2 separate regions of the Homo sapiens genome follow, and region 2 is linked to region 1. Evidence: chromatin loops called from intact Hi-C (ENCODE). Cell type or tissue: heart right ventricle. All regions are shown on one strand.

Region 1 (4,000 bases):
ATTTGCAAAGGTGAAGGAATTTTGCAGCTGTAATTAAAGTTCCTAAGCAGTTGACTTTGAGTTCCTCAAAAGAGAAATTATCCTGGGTAAGCCTGAGCTAATCAGGTGAGCCATTTAAAAGAGCACTGACACCTTCTCTGAAATCAGAGGCTGTAAGCAGCAGAGACTCCTTTTCTCTGTTGCTACCTTTGAAGAAACAAGACCACACGAATTTTACAGCTGCAAGGAAATAAATTCTGCCAACAGCCTGAGAGATCCTGGAAGCAGATTCTTCCCTAGTTTCTAGATGAGAATGCAGTCCATTAAACACCTTGATTTTAGCCTTGTGAGACCACCTAACTAAGCCATATGCAGAATCTTGACCTATGGAAACTGTGAGATAAAAAACTGTTTTTTAAGCTGTTAGGTTTGTACTAAGTTGTTATGCAGCATAGAAAACTAATACATCCGTATTCATGTTGTTGCCATGACAGTCCAGGAATGCCTGCCCCCAAGCTTCTTTTATATAGGCAAGAATTAAATTTCTCACTTCTTTAAGCCATTGTGATTTTCAGTTTTCATTTATAGTCAGTTGAACCCAACCTTAACTGATTCATGGCATAATGAAGAAGGATTTATGGAAGATGAATTATTTGTAGTTGATCTTGAAAAGTACCTATAGTTTCAGAAGGTGGAAACTGGCATGGCTGGAGGCAGAAAATAATTTTTATAGGGCAGAATGAATAAGGGAAAGTACTGGGTGTTTTGAAGAAATAAAGAATAATTCAGTTTCACTAGGTTGAGTGAAATTAGGCTGGAAAAGGAGTTTAGAGCCAAACAACACATCCAAAAAGAGTTTGGGGATTATTTTTTAAGCAATGGAGAGCAATGAGGATTTTCTGACCAGGGTGATATTATAGCATGATCAGAACTATGCCTTATTTTAAAAATGCAACATGAGTCAGTCCTCTTTAGGCTGCAAAAACATATCTCAAAGTAGATTTTATCTTAAGGAGGCTTATGGGGAGAACACTGGGGAAGAGCAACAGGAACCAGAAGGTTAGGGACCTTGTTATTACACACTTATTGCTGCAGAGAATGAGCATCACCCCTAACCGCCGCCCACCAAAGGGGAAAGAAGGGACTTCCCTGCCAGTTCTGGTAAAGATAGCATTGCTGGAAGCTGCACTTTGGTTGAGCAACCTTGGAATAATCCCAAGAGCCAAGGGGTGGGATACAGTGATTGGCCTGGGCCTGGCCTAGGTGTGTGTGCATGTGGGATGTCTGCTAATAGATAAAGGAGCATGGGAAATAAAAACAAAATGATTATTGGTGCAATTTGAATTTCACAACTCTGTCTTTTTACATCAAAGTCTCAAGGACAGACGATACACTCATTTACACCCCCACTAAGAGAGTAACATTTTAGTTGAATTGACATTTAATTTAGGAGTTGAAATATACACTAAAGGTTATTCATAGTTTTTAAAAAATTTGTTCCTTCTTACCACTATCAACATCAACTAAACTATTAGCTATATAATTGAAACTAGTTTCCACTATAAAAGTTTTTAGTGCTTATTTATTTACTGCAGGTCCAAGTTTATAAAACACTGTGTTATACTTACGGCATCTCTCACTTGAAGAAAAGGGAATTTCAGAGTAGCTATTTACAGGTACTTACAAGTTTCTGAAATAATCTAAGTGAAATACTGACTTCTTATTTATGAACCCAACACTCTTTTGCTCAAATGTATTAGTAGACTTAGATACATAATTGTTAAATAAAATCTCAGGCTATCTGAGAAACATACTGCTTTAACCGGTACATTTTACCAAGCATACTTCAAGTACTACCTGTGACATGTTTGAAAAGTTTAGGATCTTTTCACAAATTCCTGGATATATTGATCATGTATACATTTTTCTTTGGAAATATTCAAGCACATAAAGCTGACTCCAAATCTTTAATAGACACACTAAAACACCTATCTCAGGAATCAAAGATGCAGCATTTAAAATGCCACAAATGACGTTTCAACAAATGAGGATGAAGTACTTGGAAGACTTCCAGTCAGCTCCCTGGTGGGTGTAGCTGCTGCGTTTCACCACTAGGTGCTACTCTTCCTCCATCACATGTTGAATCTGTAGTCTCAAATGCAAAGTGGATGCAAAGTCAACCTAGTTCCTTATCTCCTGGCTCCCATTTAAACATAAAATATGATTTTATTTCCTGTATTTACTCATTATTATAATAGAGTATTTTTAGAGTGGTTGGCTAAGCACTTAACACTTAGGAAGTGAAATTTATGTCTGCTTTCTATAGTATTACCCCGTGCCGCATGTCAGAAAACTAAAGATTATCAATACCCCAGTTGCTATTATTAATAGAGATTATCAATACCCCATTTGCTATTAACCCAGTTTCTATTACCTAAGGAAGGGTCATAATCTCATTAAAAAATTATTGATATGCCCATGATTTTCCCTGAAAAGGTAGCATATTGTACATGTAAATTACATGCATCTCACATGTAATTTTACATGTGAGATAACAAATCTAAAATTCTAAATTATTAGTTATTGTTACTAATCACCCAATGGTATTATTGATACAGTGTACATCTATGAAAGAGGCAAGGTATGGGATCTTTTTATAGTCCCATGCTAAATGTTTAAGATAGATGGTAGGCAGCTGAGCGATAAAGATCCCTGTTTGTTTAACTTGCCTGGAAGCATTTCTCTATCCTCTGCTTGTGAACACATAGTAAAAAATTTTTGAAGATAAAGAGACAAACTACTTTCATATGTACATCCACTGGGCCCTTTGGAGAGGAGATTTATACATTTTCCTAAGGCATCTGACTTTCACGCACCAATTCTAAATCATTGAGACTTTTAACTAACTTTTATTTTCCCAATGGATAAAACATATGAGACAAGAAACAACTAAAAGTTAAATAAACTGATTTAAAAATCAAAAGCAGCCAGCAGACCAAATTGATGCTTAGAACACATTATTCATTCCTTTCTTCCCTTCAATTCAGCCATCCAGTTTGATTATTCAGTCACTGATATTCATCCATTTATTCATTGATCAAACTTTTCTTGAGTAAGCTCATGTATTTCAGATGCAGAAAGGAAATGAAATGGTATCTATTTTGTGGAAGCTTGAAGTTTAGAGTAAAGGGGGAGCTGGTGAGGAAGAGAGCTGGTCGTACGTATATACAGAAACTTGACACAGTGGTAGCTCATGGGTTTGTCTTTCATTTAGGGGTGATGATAGATATGAATATAAGGATCTCTGGATGATTTTAATGCACCTTGAAGCTAAGTAGACAAAAATGTTTCACCGTCTGAATAGATGTGTTGCTAAACCTACTGATGACTTTGCTATCCATTGCCTGTTAGCCCTCCAGGTAAAATGCTCCCCTCTGCTGACCTTCGTTATGCTATTGCAGCTGGATGTGGCCACAAGACTAAGTTTTGTCCTTTTGATGTGACAGTGTTGGGCAGGACTTCCGGGACAGGTGGGTTGCCAGGTGTTGCCCGCTTTCCTCTTGACCATCAGCACATGCCATAACTGTGACTGGTGAGATCTATTCCCTTTCATTCTAATTGGGTCAGGGGAAATGTGGGAATAAAACCAACACTTAGTTTTTGTTTTACTCGTATCTGTCGAGTCTAGTTTCCAACTTAAGGACCCATTCTGATGATAGAAACAAGAACCTGCTTCTCAACTTTGGAATTAGGAAATTAGTCTTCAGCCAGACAGAAATAGATAGAAATGACATAATGATTAAATCTAGCAATTTGACATCCTTAACACAAGCAAGAGTACAAGTCACCAATAAAGGTTACCTTTGAAGGTCAAAAGAGAATTTAAGTGAAAGGTGTATTGATCAATCCAGGAGAAGCTGAAAAGGCTCTGTTCTCACAGTGGACTCTAAGCTACAGGATTCAGACGTGTGTTGTTAATAAAGGAGGTTAAAGTGGTAGTGAGACAGAGACAGCTAAGGCT
Region 2 (4,000 bases), 690 kb after region 1:
ACAGGATGATTTGTTGTTCTCTGCTACCACATCTTCAGCTGTTTTTGTGGATGAAGAATGGAACGCCAAGAGTTGAAAGGGAAAATTATTACTGATATTTAAGGCACAAGGGGCAACCTCATGATATCCTTGAAACCACAAGAATCACTTCCTATGAGTTAACAGGAGAACATTGAATCGACTTGCAAGTTGCTTTTTAGATATGCTTTCTATCCTGTTAGTTGCATGGCCTATTGCAATGGCCCAGAATTAGCCTGCATATATCATAAAGGTGCCTCCAGTTGGCCATATATATATAGTATAGAATACATTTATTGATTATCTTCTGATGCTCTCATTCCCCTACTAGACTCTTCCAGGAAATGGTCCAAGTCTTGCTTATCTTTGAATCTTTAACTCAGTTCCTGGCAAACAGTAAATCTCGATTTGAATTCAATTGAAATTACAGGTAATCTAAGGTGAACTATGAAATAAACTTATAAGTAGTATTTTTCAAAGAAATTCTTAGTAACTAATTGCTTAAAGGCAAATGATTTGGCTTTTTCTTCATTTTTTTGCCTTTTACTCTAGAGAGGCTGACACCTACCCTACCCAGCAAGCATAATGTTAATTTTCACTTCCTGTCTTTCCCTCATATTTTCACCCCTATAGAAGAGACTCTGTAAGGCATTTTATAATTAATTTGTTAATTGTCTATTTTATTGATAAAGTAATTTTGCAAAGAAGAATGCTTTATACATATTCTCAAATGTAAGGTAATCTATATAATCTTTTTACTGTTTGACTTTTTATGAGATCAGTAAGATGGTAGTAAAGAGGTAAATTTTTACACTGGTTATATTTAATCATAATCAAACCTCTATGACAAAAATGATATTGTGTATTATTTATTTTTTTGCATCAGGAATTACTTCAAAATGTAGCAGATTAAAATAATAAATACTTATTGTCTCATACAGTTTCTGAGAGTCAGGGATCCAGGAATTAGATGAGTATTTCTGGTGTAGAGTTTCACATTAATATAGAGTCAAGATGGTGGCCAAGACTGCAGTCATCTGAAGGCTTGACTGGGGCTGGAGAATCTGCTTCCCTAGAATGCTCATTCTCTGTCCCAAGAATGCTCACTCACTGTGGCTGGAAACCTCAATTCTTTGCTGGATGTTGACCAAAGGCCCCAGTTTCTTACCATGTGGATCTTTGATGGTAAGAAAGGTCCTCATGACATGGTATCTAACTTCCCTGATAGCACATGATCAAAGAGAGAAGAAATGAGAGACACACAGACAGACAGAGAGAGAAAAGCCCCAACCATAGTGCCTTTTATGATCCAGTCTTCAGAACTACACTGCCATTTCTGCCACATTTTATTCATTAAATATAAGTCAGTAAGCACAGCCCACACTCAAAGGGAAATAATCAAGTTCCACCTGTTGAAAGGAGGCGTAGCTAAGAATATGTGCACATATTTTAACTCCACAACCATGGGTTTACAACTTTAACTGAACAAACACTTCTTTCAAAAAGAAACATTCTAACAAATGTAGTTTTTCATAATTACTTATATTCTCAAGACTACAATTCAACAGAAGACAGAATGATTACAACACACATCTCTGAATAATATAGAATGCTATGTTTCTCTTAGTAATCAGATTTATCCAGAAAGTTAACTCTATTATGACAAGATTCAGAATGATATAGATTTAACTTACATTAATGGTAATTGATGTGTAAATGTCAACAAGTGAAATGGCAAGTACAATGTCCTGGATATAGTAAGTAGGGTTTAAGTGAGAAATGAGTAGCTGAAGCAGTGAGTGGTGAAAAAGAGTAGTGATAAGTAAAAATGAGAACAGATCATTATAAGTGGGTCAGATGATACAGATCTTGTAAGCTACGTAAGGACTTGAAATATTACTTTATGAATGGTGGACCCTGAGTGGTTTGGGGCAAGGTGTGGCCTAATCTGATGTATTTTTAAAAATCCCTCTTGATGCTATGTGGAAAATTGACTATAATAGTTTAAATGGAGAAACAGGAAGGCAAGTTAGGAGACCATTGCAAAACTCAGGCTTGGACAAGTGTACTAGTTGTATACTTACTAGCCTGCAGTGTAGGTAATTTAAATCTGACTACCTTTTCAAAGTGGAGCCAAAAAGATCTGTTGATGGAGTAGATGTGAGTTATAAGAAAAAGTAATGATAGTTTTGACCACAGACATTGAAATATTGGTGAATCCATTTCCTGGTATGGAGAAAATTATAGGCAGATCAGATTTGGAAAGGAAAAGCAAAAGGTTGTTCAGAATAAATTAAATTTTATATGCATAATAGAAATATTACCAGTTGAGATAAACTATGATGAAGAACCAACAATCCCAAAGTACCATTGGCTTAGTAAGACAATTTATTACTCACTCTTGCTTCAAATCCTCCAGGGTTGGCAGCAGGCCATACCCACTTCAGTCACTCAGAGAGCCAATCTGATGCAGGCTGTCTGTAGACACATGCTTCCCCAATAGACAGCAAAGACAGGAACAGGAATGTGGCCATTACACTGTGGCTCTTTAAGGTTTCTCACGTACATAACATAAAATACTTTCCTGGCTAACAACATGGGTATGAGGGTTCTGAGAAATGCAATTGTACCATGTACCAAAGGTAGGAGAGTATTTATGAACAACCTTAACAATCTCCAGAATATCTAAGCAGAGATGTTAATTAAGCTGATGGACACTTGAAATCTAGAATCCAGGAGAGAGGTTGGACAGGAAATAAATATTTGTGATTGGTTGGCATGTAGACAATATTTAAACTTATGACACAGCTGACATCACCAAGGCAGTGAGATACTAGGATTGAGACCTCACAATATCCAGAAGTAGGAATAGGAATTCGGTGAGGAAGTTGGGTGAGGGGTGAAGTGGGAATAGAACCAAAAATATTCAGTATTTGCTTACAAATGCAAGTAACTTTCTATATTTGTTTGAAATAAAAAGTAGAGATTTTTGTCTGGTCATGTGTGTTTTCTCTGTTAAATAAGAAGCAGTTATCAGCTGAAAACAAGAATGAGGAGAATGTAGTGAAGTTTAAAGAAAAGAGAAAAGGTAAGTACTACTATTCATCTATAAGAGTGGCAGTATGGCTTCCATGGGGAAATGGAGAGGAATTTTTAGGCAACACTGGAGGCGTATTTGAGGTTAGACATCATGAGTTTAAAAATCTGTCCACACAGGCCGGGAGCAATGGCTCACACCTGTAATCCCAGCACTTTGGGAAGCCAAGGTGGGCAGATCACTTGTGGTCAAGAGTTTGAGACCAGCCTGACCAACATGGCAAAACCTTGTCTCTACTAAAATACAAAAAAATTAGCCAGGCGTCGTGGTGCACGCCTATAATCCCAGCTACTCAGGAGGCTGAGGAAGAAGAATCTCTTGAACCCTGGAAGTGGAGGTTGCAGTGAGCTGAGATTGCACCACTGCACTCCAGCCTGCACGATGGAAGCGAGACTCCATCTCAAAAAAAAAAAAAAAAAACCTCTCTCTGCAAATTAGCTATGTGATCTCACCATGATCACCTGCTAAGGTTCATGTGAAGAGTAAAGGCCATATATTTTTGTGTGGGTTTGTGTTTGCCAATACACTATGCAGGGAAAGGAAGAAGTAGTTGAGAGTATATATGAAAATGATTGTTACGACTGCCCATGGAACTTAAACTGAGTAAGCTGGGAAGTGAACATTTGAGGAGGGTGGGGAGGCAATGAAAAGTGGGGCAGGAGCAATAGTTTATGGAAAGATCCTGGAGAATTTGAGAAATCCTTAAAGTTGGGGCACTGAAGAAAGTTAGAAGCGTAAGATGTATTCACTATAGATTGGTAAGGTCTAGACTAAATCATGGGAGTGGATGTCTCAGAACGGAGGACAAGATCTTTGGAGGAAACTGTCAAAGACATGGAAGCCAATGTATTAGAGGAATCATTAGTGTAAAGGAGAATGTCAGTG

The links. A loop is a pair of places that touch in the nucleus more often than their neighbours do. Peaks named below come from ENCODE experiments on the same cell type or tissue, not always from the same donor. Only the 100,000 strongest peaks of a DNase experiment are listed, where the experiment ranks them.
Region 2: it touches region 1 in a loop (2.7-fold over the local background); 2 of 110 quality-filtered maps call a loop at or near these places.

The regions. Positions count from the first base shown.
Region 1 is chr13:76,901,838-76,905,837 of GRCh38, reverse strand. No RefSeq gene overlaps it. Among named protein-coding and RNA genes, the nearest start is that of KCTD12, 17 kb to the right of the region's middle. In heart right ventricle, a CTCF peak has its summit at 2,087 (motif pointing right); a DNase peak (open chromatin) is centred at 2,067.
Region 2 is chr13:76,208,929-76,212,928 of GRCh38, reverse strand. No RefSeq gene overlaps it. Among named protein-coding and RNA genes, the nearest start is that of LINC00561, 280 kb to the right of the region's middle. In heart right ventricle, no CTCF peak of the experiment used is centred here; a DNase peak (open chromatin) is centred at 2,457.